Regions from separate parts of the Homo sapiens genome. Here all the other regions are linked to region 3. The links are chromatin contacts, found by Hi-C or POLR2A ChIA-PET in ENCODE. All regions are on one chromosome and are shown on one strand. The core of a region is the stretch at or near the end of the contact, and the rest is flanking DNA. Distances in the headings are between cores, read along the strand shown. Region 1 holds the start of ZNF485 (zinc finger protein 485). Region 2 holds the start of ZNF239 (zinc finger protein 239). Region 3 holds the start of LINC02916 (long intergenic non-protein coding RNA 2916).

Region 1 (3,881 bases), core at 118-2,617, 190 kb before region 3:
TATGAAATACTAAAAGAAAAAATGAGTAAGCCTTAAAAAAATGAAAAGTGTGTTTCAAATGAAATTACTTGACTTAGAGCAGTAGAAATGTAGGTGATCTTTAATTTTTTTAATTTTATTTGTATAATAGACACTCAAATGTTTATCACTTCCTTTCAAAATACCAATTATTTAATCAGCTTCTCAAAATCCTTCAAAACCTAGTTTTCTCCAGGATAAAAGCAAACTCCAGTCTGGGATTCTAGACCATGAATGTTTCCAACTTTCTCAGACCAGTTTGTTCATGGTCCCGCCATAATGACTTCATTCAGGCAGCGCTTTCCCCTAGTATCCTCTGCAATTATGCAAATCTCATTTATTCTTCAGGAAGAACTAAGGCGCCCACTACTCCACCCCTCCCACCCTACCACACACTAAAGGTCAAGAGAGCACTGCTATCACCCTATGTCTTTATGGCCTACGTCTTTACATGCTAACGTGTATTTTTTTCATCGTCTGCCAGTTTGCAAAGCACTTTTCTGTTTCTAGCACTCTAGAAAACATGGGTAGCAATAATCTACTTGGTGAATGACTACGTAATGGGTAGACAGGACGGAAATCGCGGGACCCATCCAGGATTGGTTCGGGTAGCTTTGTCCACACACAGGGCAGGGCATTGTCCGGGCAAGAGGCATAAACCCCACCTCGCTGAAACACGTGGTTTCTCAAGAAATGGAAAAATCAAACTTGCCTGGATCTGGGCTCTTGGGGCCATCTGTCTCCTGAACTGTTCTCCCAGGCAAGGGCTGAGAATCCTGCGTAAGTCAATCTGGGAAAGAAGAGAGGAAATTGAGGAAGTCCCTCCGTGCCCTAGCCTAGCTAGAATCTGCCCTCTAGACCAGGTCCCCGCCCGCCCGTTCCCTCCACAGGTGGGCAGACAGGTCCAGGTGGGTACGCTCGGGAAGAAAGGAAAGGGAACGGCTGCTGGGATCCGGCCTGGACTGCAGCCAGCTCCACGCCAAACACTTTTGGCAGCACCGGGGGACGGCCTTGTCAGTGGCCCAATCTGTCGGCCGGGGCGCAAGGCTGGAGCGCTCTGTGATGCACCAGCCTCGAGCGGTCGCTCCACACGGCGCAGCCACTGCGGGTGGGCACTGCCCACCGCCGCCTTCCCCTCCCACCCCGGCTCGCCCCTCGACCCGCCCCTGGGAAAGGCGGGGAGCACCCGCCAGGGGCTCGAGGCTTCAGGGACCCAGCCTGACCCCGGCCGCTCACGAACCGAACCGAGCCGGCAGGGCTGCGGAGCTGCACGCCCAGAGAGTCAGCGACCACACCACGCCGTTCGGACAGTAACCACCAGCCAGGGGCTGGTGCAGCGCTCGCACCACGCGGAGACAGGCTGGACCGGAAGCGGAAGTGGCTGAGGCCGCGGAGGCCTCTGGGAAACGTAGTCTGGGCCGCTTGGGGTCTTAGGGGCTCCATCCGCAGAGCAGGTTGGCATCACCTGGGAATCTTTGAAAAGTGAAGGTGCGGGAAGTGGAGAGCGGCTGATCGCAGTCGGGAGGTGATACATTATGACTGACATGCAAAATCTGGTAAAAAATTGGACAGGGCAGTGGGCCGCCTGGAGGCAGTATCCCATACCTCTGACATGCACCGTGGATATGGAGATAGTCCTTCAAAAGCAGGAGCAGCTCCATATGCGCAGGCATTTGACTCGCTGCTTGCCTGCCCTGTGGCAGAGTACTTGAAGATCAGTAAAGAGATTGGGGAAGACGTGCAGAAAGATGTGGAGATGGTACACACAGTTTTGAAGTTGGAGTGAGCTCTCTTGGTTACAGCTTCTCAGTGTCAATAGCCGGCAGGTAATAAGCTTTCCGATCTGTTGGCACCTATCTCAGAGCAGATCAAAGAAGTGATAACCTTTTGGGAGAAGAACCGAGGCAGCAAGTTGTTTAATCAGCTGTCAGCTGTCAGTGAAAGTATCCAGGCCCTAGGCTGGGTGGCTATGGCTCCCAATCCTGGCCCTTATGTGAAAGAAATGAATCATGCTGCTGTGTTTTATACAAACTGAGTCCTTAAAGAGTACAAAGATGTGGATAAGAAGCATGTAGACTGAGTCAAAGCTTATTTAAGTATATGCACAGAGCTGCAGGCTTACATTAAGGAGTTCCATACCACCGGACTGCCTGGAGCAAAACGGGGCCTGTGACAAAAGAACTGAGTGGACTGCCATCTGGACCCTCTGCTGGATCAGCTACTCCTCCCCCACCACCAGGCCCCCCTCCTCCACTAGTCTCTGTCAGTTCAGGCTCAGATGAGTCCGCTTCCCTCTCAGCACTGTTTGCGCAGATTAATCAGGGGGAGAGCATCACACATGCCCTGAAACGTGTATCTGATGACATGAAGACTCACAAGAACCCTACCCTGAAGGCTCAGAGTGGTCCAGTACGCAGTGGCCCCAAGCCATTCTCTGCACCTAAACCCCAAACCAGCCACAAAGAAGGAGCCAGCTGTACTTGAACTGGAGGGCAAGAAGTGGAGAGTGGAAAATCAGGAAAATGTTTCCAATCTGGTGATTGATGACACAGAGCTGAAACAGGCGGCTTACATATACAAGTGTGTCAACACGATGTTGCAAATCAAGGGCAAAATTAACTCCATTACAGTAGATAATTGTAAGAAACTTGGTCTGGTATTCGATGATATGGTGGGCATTGTGGAGATAATCAACAGTAGGGATGTCAAAGTTCAGGTGATGAGTAAAGTGCCAACCATTTCCATCAACAAAACAGATGGCTGCCATGCTTACCTGAGCAAGAATTCCCTGGATTGTGAAATAGCCAGTGCCAAATCTTCTGAGATGAATGTCCTCATTCCTACAGAAGGCGGTGACTTTAATGAATTCCCAGTTCCTGAGCAGTTCAAGACCCTCTGGAATGGGCAGAAGTTTGTCGCCACAGTGACAGAAATTGCTGGATAAGCGAAGTGCCACTGGGTTCTTTGCCCTCCCTTCACACCATGGGATAAATCTGTATCAAGACGGTTCTTTTCTAGATTTCCTCTACCTTTCTGCTCTTAAAACTGCTTCTCTGCTCTGAAAAGCACAGCTACCTGCCTTCACTGAAATATACCTCAGATGTGCAGTGGGATAGCAGGTCAGTTGATCTTCTGCAGGAAGGTGCAGCTTTTCCAAATCAGCTCAACTGCCGACGAGGACTAATGATGCATTTTAGCTTTGAGCTTTGGGGGTTATTCTACCAACAAACAGTCCACTGGGAAGAAAACAGTCCCAGGAATTAACAGATCAGAACGTTCACACTGGTTAATCTTTTTCTGACAATGAGCATGAAGGTAGCAGAAGCTGGTGTGTTTCCAGATGGTTCTTCTAACCAAACTAATTTTTCACTATTGACAAGTGAGGCAAGGATTGCACTGGACCAAAGGCTGAGGCTTGGCCATCTAGCATTCCACGCAAAATTGTTTCCTATAAGCATTCCTTTTATTCACTATTCTATCCTGGGTCTGCCTCAACCATGAGATAGGAGAGTCTCCGGTACTAGCTGCTGTAGCAGTGCCCTTCATCCAGGGCAGTTAAAGGAGTATTCAACCCTTTCTTTCTCTGGGATCCCTGCCCAGCACCTTCCTACAGAGATGAAAAAAAAAAAAAGGAAAAACAACACTCCATTCCAAGGAGTCTGGTATTCCTGAATCCTCCTTCCCTGCTAGGTGCCTGTCACCTGTCTTCACTGCCTCCTTTTCCCTGTCACACTCACCAGCTTATGGCTTCTGTCCAAGCACCTGAACAGGGGACCAAAACCTCCACTGCAAGCTGCTTTTAGGTCTTGATTTATGTAAGAATCTTGCACAGCACTGCTAATGTAAATTTCAGTTTTTTCCCT
Region 2 (3,901 bases), core at 581-3,080, 150 kb before region 3:
GAACTCCAGCCTGGCTCAAAAAAATAAATAAATAAATAATGAAAAGAGAGTAGAACCTGTGAAATAGTCATTTAGGAGAATGGATGGACTAAGAAATGTAGAAGGATAGCCAGGCAGCGTGAAGGGCCCACTTGAACTTAATGGTTATAAACTGAAAATGAAACCAATCATCCCAGCCATGTGGTTTTCTCAAACAACCTCTGCCGTACAGGCGCAGGCCAGGAACTGGATTCAAGCAGATTTGGGTTTCCATCAAGAGAATAAAACCAAGAAAGACTGGGACAAGAGAGTTAAGGGTAACGGCACATACACAGGACTGGCCATAACCATGCTCCATGGCCTCTTAAATTGAGTGAGGAGAGAAGTGAGCACATGAGGAAGTGAAGGTCAGGGCAAGGGTGGTAAATCTAAATAGGGAAAAGCTCTGTGGTTTTCCAATGAAGAATGAGGAGAGGAGTAAGGTCCAAGGGAGACATTTTGTGTTCCCCAGGCAAAAGGTAAGACAGCATCTCTGAGGAGGAGACCGAAGGGGACGTGGGCCTCTCCAAGCATCGCAGGCTGAAAATAATAGTCCCCCAAATATGTCCATGTCCTAACCCCCAGAAGCTGTGGATGTTAATTTCTATGGCAAGAGGGATTTTTTTTGAAATGTGATTAAATTAAGGATCTTGACGTCAAGAGATTATCCCAGATTAGCCAGCTGGGCCTGATGTAATCACAACAGTCGTTATTAGAAGGACCCACGAGGAGCCAGTGCCTGAGCATGTGATGTGATGATGAAGGCAGAGGTTGCAGTCATGCACTTTGAAGATAAAGGAGCGAGCCATAAGCCAAGGAATGCAAATAGTCACTGGGAACTGGAAAAGGCAAAGAAATATTCTCATCTAGAACCTCCAGGAGGAACTAGCCCCACCAACACTGACTTTATAAAGCCCAGTAAAACTTGATTTCAGACTTGGCACCTCCAGAAGTTTAAGAGAATACATGTTTGTTATACTACTAAGTTTGTGTTAATTTGTTGTGACAGCAATTGGAAACTAATACACCAAGGAAGGGGGAGGATGTAGAAGAGAGGTCCAGGCAACATCTCTTTCCTCTCCAAAATAAATCTGAAAGAAAGGAATTGGGAAAAGACCAAATGGGTAGCTCTGTGTCACTCGGTGAGAAGTGAAATAAACGTAAAATCCTGGTATCAACAACCCTTGTGTGCGTTTAGGAGAGTTCTGACTGCTGGGAGCCACTTGTCTAATTCCCTCACCTCCTGTGTTTGTTCCAAGATCCCCTATTTAAAATTGCAAAGTACACCTCCAGTCCTACACACCCACAAACGCACCTCGCCACACCCCGCCCAGCTCTATGCTTTCAGTACCACCTCATGACACACACGACGCCATATATTTACTATATTTATGGATTGCTTGTTTCCCCAACTAGAATAGGGCAGTGACTTTTGTGCAAGCATCTTGAACAGCTCCTGGTACACAGTTGGCTCTCAATTAATATCTGTTAAATGGATGAACTTCAGAGGTGAGATGGAAGATGCCGAATGGCAAATATTCACTTCAGAATGTTTTGAAAGGTAAAGATGAAATTATGGGTATTTACATCCTTTTCCCCCAATAGTATTTTAACAAATGAAAATCACCTTAACAGGTATTCCTAAAATAATTCTTATTTGTTTGTAATAAAAAACGAGGAGGAGGACTTGAATACACGCGTCGCTGACTCAAAGATGGTCCCCTCCGCCCAAGAATCCCGCTCCGCACAGCGCAGAGTTCAGGGGCCCGCGCCGGAAGTGGGCGTGGTTCGCCCGCGGCTTGCTGGGACTTGTATTTCGGGGCCCTAGGCGCGCGAGCGGTCAGCATCCGGAATCTGGCCCCTGCAGGCGTGGGGTTCCACGTGGGAGGTGAGACTGGCCGGGCTTCCCCAGCCGCTGGCAGAGGCGTTCAGGGGTCAGGAAATGGGTGTGCCGCGGGTAAGGCGCTGGGCCGCCGAGCTGCGGAAGCCGGGAGGGCGGCGATGGTAGGGCACGCGACCAGCGGAGGCGCGGCCCGCGGCGGCACGTGTGTCCCGGCGCCGCATTTCCGAGCTGCTGCGCCCCCGGGGCCGGGCTGCGGCCACACCGAAGCCTGTGGGGCCCTGCAGCTGAGCGGCCGCGCCTCCGATGGCCCCTCCTCCCTCCTGGCCGAGCTCTGGCCTGGGCCGGCTGGGGGCTTCGTGGTTGGCCACGCCGGCCTTTTCCTCGCCTGTGACGGGCGTTATTGCAGGGGGGTTTTCGGTGGACGTTAGGCGACGGACGGGGGCTCCTGTAAGAGACTGAGGTTTCTGTCCGCAGCACTGCCTTCGCTGAAAAGAGCTTGCATCTGAGCCCCCGCACCGCAGGAACGAGCCAGGCTCCTGAGAATGAGGTCGGGGAAGGCGTCTTGGGCAACCGAAATCCATCCCGAGAAGCTTCTCCTCTTAACTAGAACTTTAGGACAGAGATCGGGAAAGTCAGAGGAAATGGGCACGGCTTCGAGCTGCCGGCGGCTGCGGAATTTACCTAGCCTCTTGGTTTTGGGGGGAAAACTTGGCTTGTTTAATCGAAAGCCCTGTGGAGAGAGATGAAGGTGGTGACAGAAAATGCTTCACCTCTCACCTGATGGAGGGAGTGTGGGTGGAAGTGACTGAAGAAGCGTCAGAGGCAGGAGCGGAGTAACTTTTTCCCCGCAGTCTTGCTGGACTTGATTTTCATGGCTTTTTCTCTTTCCCTAACTCTGCCTTTCCAGGAATCCATCCCCTCTGGGAGTAAGAAATGACCAGGGTCCGGGTGAGTTGGCGTTCCATTTCTCCTAAAATGCCATCTCCCTGAAATGTCCCTGTGCCATGTGTTGTTTTCTTTATTGTCAGGCCCCCAGTACGGTATTTTATAGCTATGGATGTAGGGACATTAAGATACTAAGGACATGTAGCTAGCAGATGATGTCACCAGGGTCTGCACAGAGAGTTTTCACTGGCCCATCCTGCCTCCAAGAATTTATTCCACTCCTCAGAGCAGTGGGCTGTGCCCTCCTGGGGAGCCTCTCAAAGCCTGCCTTTTCCTGCCAGACATTTCACTCACATTGAAAGTCATTCCAAGCTATTCCATACTCATCCCAGTGCTAAGTGGTCTCAGCAAAACAGATAGAATGATAAACCACGGTGCTTTTCTTCAAGGAGCTTACCATCTTGATGAACATATTATATTACCTGTACACAAAAAAATGCATATTAATAGTGATAATTTATTAACTATGAGTCAAAAACGAGGAAATTCGTTAAATGGCAGCACAGTGGTTACAAAATCACTCTAGAAATGCTTTTCAACTAGGCTATGCATCAGAACTCTCTGTGGTGTTTTTTAAGAACTAAGCTTCCTTCTCTCTTCCAGACCTAGTGAAAGGAGAGTTTCACTCCTTTTTTATTCTGTTGATCTTTGTACATCCAAAGGTTTATTGTGAAATATCTCTCTATACACTATAAGTGTCTCTAGGGTAGGTAAAATGAGTTATTCATCCTTTATACTCAGGTTGATTTGTTCTCTTTCACTAGCATGTCTACATATTTAACTGTTCCAGTAAATTTTAAATTACCAAGTCGTACTTTTTTAAAGAGAGTTTTCAGTTGTCCCCATAAAACCATCTGTAGGAGGTTACCTCAAAATTAACCCTTAGACTCCCAGGGTATTTGAGATGGTCAGCCCCCACTTAGAATCCCATGGTGTTTGAGATGGTCGGCCCCCTCTTTGCCCTGTCCTGGCGTTTTATGGTGGAGAGCTCTAACTCGGCTAACTCTGAGAGAGCCGAAGGAAAGTGCCTTGTCCTTTGTTTCAGAGAGCAGAAGGCCAGAAATAAACCCCGTGTTTTCTTCCTTCAGGCTGTTC
Region 3 (4,102 bases), core at 673-3,172:
TTTAGTTTGCTATAGCATGTTCCTTTCTAAGTGTTCTCTTTTATTTTATTTATTTAGTTATCTATTTCTTGAAATGGAGTCTCACTCTGTCGCCCAGGCTGGAGTGCAGTGAAGCAATCTTGATTCACTGCCACCTCCACCTCCCAGGTTCAAACTATTCTCATTCCTCAGCCTCCGGAGTAGCAGGGATTACAGGCGTGTGCCACCATACCAGGCTAATTTTTGTATTTTTTAGTAGAGACAGGGTTTTGCCATGTTAGCCAGGCTGGTCTGGAACTCCTGGCCTCAAGTGATCCGCCAGCCTTGGCCTCCCAAAGTGCTGGGATTACAGGCGTGAGTCACTGTGCCCGGTCTAAGTGTTCTTTCTATATGGAAATACAGATATATTGATGAGTCATATGCATAAGGATAACAAAGTCCACCACTTTTTTTTTTTTTTTTAAGAGACGGGGTCCTGCTCTGTCACCCAGGCTGAAGGGCAGTGGTGTGATCCCAGCTCACTGTAACCTCAACCTCCTAGGCTGAGTAATCCTCCCACCTCAGCTTCCCAAGTAGCTAAGATTATAGGTGCACACCACCACACCTGGCTAATTTTAAAATTTTTGTAGAGACAGGGTCTCGCTTATGCCGCCAAGGTTGGTCTTGAACTGCTAGGCTCAATCGATGCTCCCGCCTTGGCTTCACAAAGTGCTGGGATTACAGGCGTGAGCCACCAAGCCCAGCTAACTCATAGTCTTTAATACAATTTTTTCCCAGCATCTATAAAATGGTCATTCAGGAGAGTGTAGAAACAGCTTCTCTGATGAGTGGATTGCTCATCATATTCTGATAGTAGTCACTGGAATTAATATTGGTAAGAAGCAGTTGAGACCTGTAAGAGCAAAGAGAGACGATTTATTTCAAGAGGGTGCCCAGATGACCTGCAAACAAGTTTGCTCCAATGAGGCCCCTGAATTTGGAGAAGCAATGAAGGAAGGAGAAAGGGCTAAAATAACATAGTCGGTTGTTCCAATATTCCAAACGGGAAAAATGGAAGAAACCACTGATAACATTTTGAAGTACATCCTTCCAGAACTTTTTAATGTATATTAAAGTATACATTATATATTTAATCACTATACCCTAATCCATCATTCTAGGGAAATGTACACGGGATCACTATAAAAGTTCTAGATTATCTCTCTCAGCCCAGCCCCAAGTCTTCCCGAAGGCAGAAAAGTTGACCACTTGTCCGATAGTAGGTTAACCTCTGCTGCGGGTGTTAGGATGGCAGTAAGAACTCAGGCTTGTCTCTAAGCACCCAGTTATTGAAGCATGGAGTACATGGTACAATTCCTTATCTCTGTTAGTGGACTCCTGTATCTATCAGGGTTAAAGAGAGAAACCACCAGTCACGTGTATGTGCGATGTGTTTCAGGGATCTGAGTTACGCAACCGCGGGAGTGGAGGGCTGCAGGAACATGCTGGAACGCACCTCGGGTCTCATGTTCTCCGCACCTCTGACCTCGGCAGCGAGGACGTCCCGCAGAGGGAGGGGACCCTTCACAGAGCTGCACACGCCTGGCCCCGGAAAGGCGAAAGGAGGAGCCAAAAGAGGCTCTCGGCCGGGCGCGGTGGCTCATGCCTGCAGTCTCAGCACTTTGGGAGGCCCAGGCGGGCGGATCGCTTGAGCCCCGGAGTTCGGCAGCAGCCTAGCCAACATGGCGAGACCCACGTCTCTACTAAAAATACAAAAAAATGTAGCCGGGAGTGGTGGCGCCCGCTGGTGGTCCCAGCTACCGAGCGGCTGAGGCGAGAGGAGGCTGAGGCTGCAGTGAGCGGTGATCACGCCACTGCACTCCAGCCTGAGCCACAGAGCCAGACTAGGTCTCAAGAAAAAAACAGAGGCGAGTGGCAGCCGCTCTCCGCAGAGCCTGGGAGTCCGCGTCCCGCCCCGCGCAGCAGGCGCGCCCGGCACCCGCCCCGCCGCCGGCAGCGCTGGAAGGGCGCTCTGGGCCACGTGGTCCTGCGGCCGCCCCGCCTGCTCCGGGTGGGCCTCAGGCGGCCTGCCCCTGGAGGATCCCGCGTTGGGCGGGCTCAGTGTTTCCTGATACCAGGCGGCTGTGAGGCAACTTAAGTTTTCTGAGGAAACTTTGGTTTCTTTTTCTTTGTCCGCAAAAGACGTCAGCCCTAACCCTTGTTTCTCATTTTTCGCGGGTCTCTCTCATTGCCTTCACACACCAGTTTTAACCACAGTTAAACTGGGAAGGAGCTGAGCACGGTGGTGGCACGCGCCTGTGGTCCCAGCTACTTGGGAGGCTGAGGACGGAGAGATCGCTTGAGCCCGGGAGGTCGAGGCTGCAGTGAGCCGGGATCGCACCACTGCACTCCATCCTGGGCTATACAGCAAGACCCTTCAACAAAAAATAATTTAAAAAAACAAGGCTGGGCGCGGTAGCACACTCCTGTGATCCCAGCACTTTGGAAAACGGAGACAGACGGATTGCTTGAGCCCAGGAGTTCAAGATCAGCCTGGGCAACATAGCGAGACGCGTCTCTATAAAAAGAAAAATACAAATATTAGCGGGGCGTGCTGGCGAGAGCCTGTGGTCCCAGCTACTCTGGAGGCAGAGATGAGAGGATCGCTTGAGCTCAGGAGGCAGAGGTTGTAGTGAGACCAGACTGCGCGCCATTGCACTCCAGCCCGGGCGAAAAAGTGAGACCCTGTCTCCAAAAAGTAAAAAAAAAAAAATTTAAAAGGGGAATGGTAGGGGGAAAGGAAGGATAAGGAGAGATTTGCTAAAGGATATACATAAGTACAGCTATCTGGTTTTCTATGCCATAGGATGACTTTGGTTCACCATAATAGTTTCAAATAGCTAGGAGAAAAATATTGAATGTTCCCAACAGGAAGAAATGATAAATATTTGAGATGATGGATGTTAATTATCCTGATCACTATACGTTATATGTATCAAAACATCACTATGTACCCCATGAATATGTACAATTATTTGTCAATTAAAAATTATTTTAGGCCAGGTGCAGTGGCTCACGCCTGTAATCCCAGCACTTTGGGAGGCTGAGGTGGGCGGATCACGAGGTCAGGAGATCGAGACCATCCTGGCCAACACGGTGAAACCCCGTCTCTACTAAAAATACAAAAAATTAGCCGAGCGTGGTGGTGGGCGCCTATAATCCCAGCCACTCGGGAGGCTGAGGCAGGAGAATGGCGTGACCCCTGAAGGCGGAGCTTGCAGTGAGCTGAGATCGTGCCACTGCACTCCAGCCTGGGCAATACAGCAAGACTCTGTCTTAAAAAAAATTATTTTAAAAAGATCAACTGATCTTTATGAACTATCTTTTTTCCCCACTCTCTGTTGTTGGAGGGAAGAAAACTTCAAAGTCAACATTATTAAGAACCATTATGATGAAGATTTTATAAAAAGCTCAGATTTGGCCAGGCACGGTGGCTCATGCCTGTAATCCCAGCACTTTGGGGGTCTGAGGCAGGTGGATCACTTGAGGTCAGGAGTTTGAGACCAGCCTGGCCAACCAATGGTGGAACCCCATCTTTACTAACAATACAAGGATTAGTTGGGCTTGGTGGCACATGCTTGTAATCCTAGCTACTTGGGAGATTGAGGCGGGAGAATTGCTTAAATCTAGGAGGTGGAGGCTGCAGTGAGCCAAGATCGAGCCACTGCACTCCAGCCTGGGTAACAGAGCCAGACTCTGTCTCAAACACAAAAACACAAACAAAACAGTTTACCTTGGGTGAGGTATGGTGAGATTAGATGCAGCACAGGAGTTACAAACCAGTTTTACAGTTTTTGTTTTTGTTTTTTGTTTGAGACAGTCTTTTACTCCGTCACCCAGGCTGGAGAGTAGTGGAGCTCCAGCCTCCCAGAGGAGGTTGCTCCTCCACCTCCCGGTTTCAAGCGATTCTCCCTCCTCAGCCTCCCGAGTACCTGGGACTACAGGCGTGCGCGCCACTATGCCCAGCTAATTTTTGTATTTTTAGTAGAGCCAGGGTTTCACCATGTTGGCCAGGCTGGTCTTGAACTCTTGGCCTCAAGTGATTGCCTGCTTCTGCCTCCCAAAGTGCTGGGATTACAAGCGT

The links. Hi-C counts contacts between places; a loop is a spot of excess contacts on that map. ChIA-PET counts read pairs that join two places held with the same protein, here RNA polymerase II (POLR2A). Pooled maps may share reads with other maps.
Region 1: a loop to region 3 is called in a pooled map, with 4 times the contacts of the local background. The contact joins the promoter of ZNF485 here to the promoter of LINC02916 in region 3. A Hi-C loop is called at or near these places in 6 of 50 pooled maps. POLR2A ChIA-PET finds 5 or more read pairs at or near these places in 2 of 52 experiments (B cell and activated T-cell).
Region 2: a loop to region 3 is called in a pooled map, with 6 times the contacts of the local background. The contact joins the promoter of ZNF239 here to the promoter of LINC02916 in region 3. A Hi-C loop is called at or near these places in 7 of 50 pooled maps. POLR2A ChIA-PET finds 5 or more read pairs at or near these places in 4 of 52 experiments (Caco-2, T-cell, WTC11 and 1 more).

Annotation. Positions count from the first base shown.
Region 1 is chr10:43,603,924-43,607,804 of GRCh38, reverse strand. It overlaps ZNF485 (zinc finger protein 485), which reads right to left and starts at 1,367. Exons shown (of 5, transcript NM_145312.4): 1 at 1,259-1,367; 2 at 731-808. The coding sequence starts at 754. It also overlaps the pseudogene CAP1P2. RefSeq lists a silencer at 1,052-1,331 and an enhancer at 1,612-1,661.
Region 2 is chr10:43,572,545-43,576,445 of GRCh38, reverse strand. ZNF239 (zinc finger protein 239) reads left to right here and starts at 1,830. Exons shown (of 4, transcript NM_001099282.2): 1 at 1,830-1,906; 2 at 2,769-2,809. RefSeq lists a silencer at 2,048-2,107.
Region 3 is chr10:43,418,439-43,422,540 of GRCh38, reverse strand. It overlaps LINC02916 (long intergenic non-protein coding RNA 2916), which reads right to left and starts at 1,922. Exons shown (of 2, transcript NR_186397.1): 1 at 1,475-1,922; 2 at 1-871. RefSeq lists enhancers at 1,690-1,769, 1,127-1,863 and a silencer at 1,860-2,119.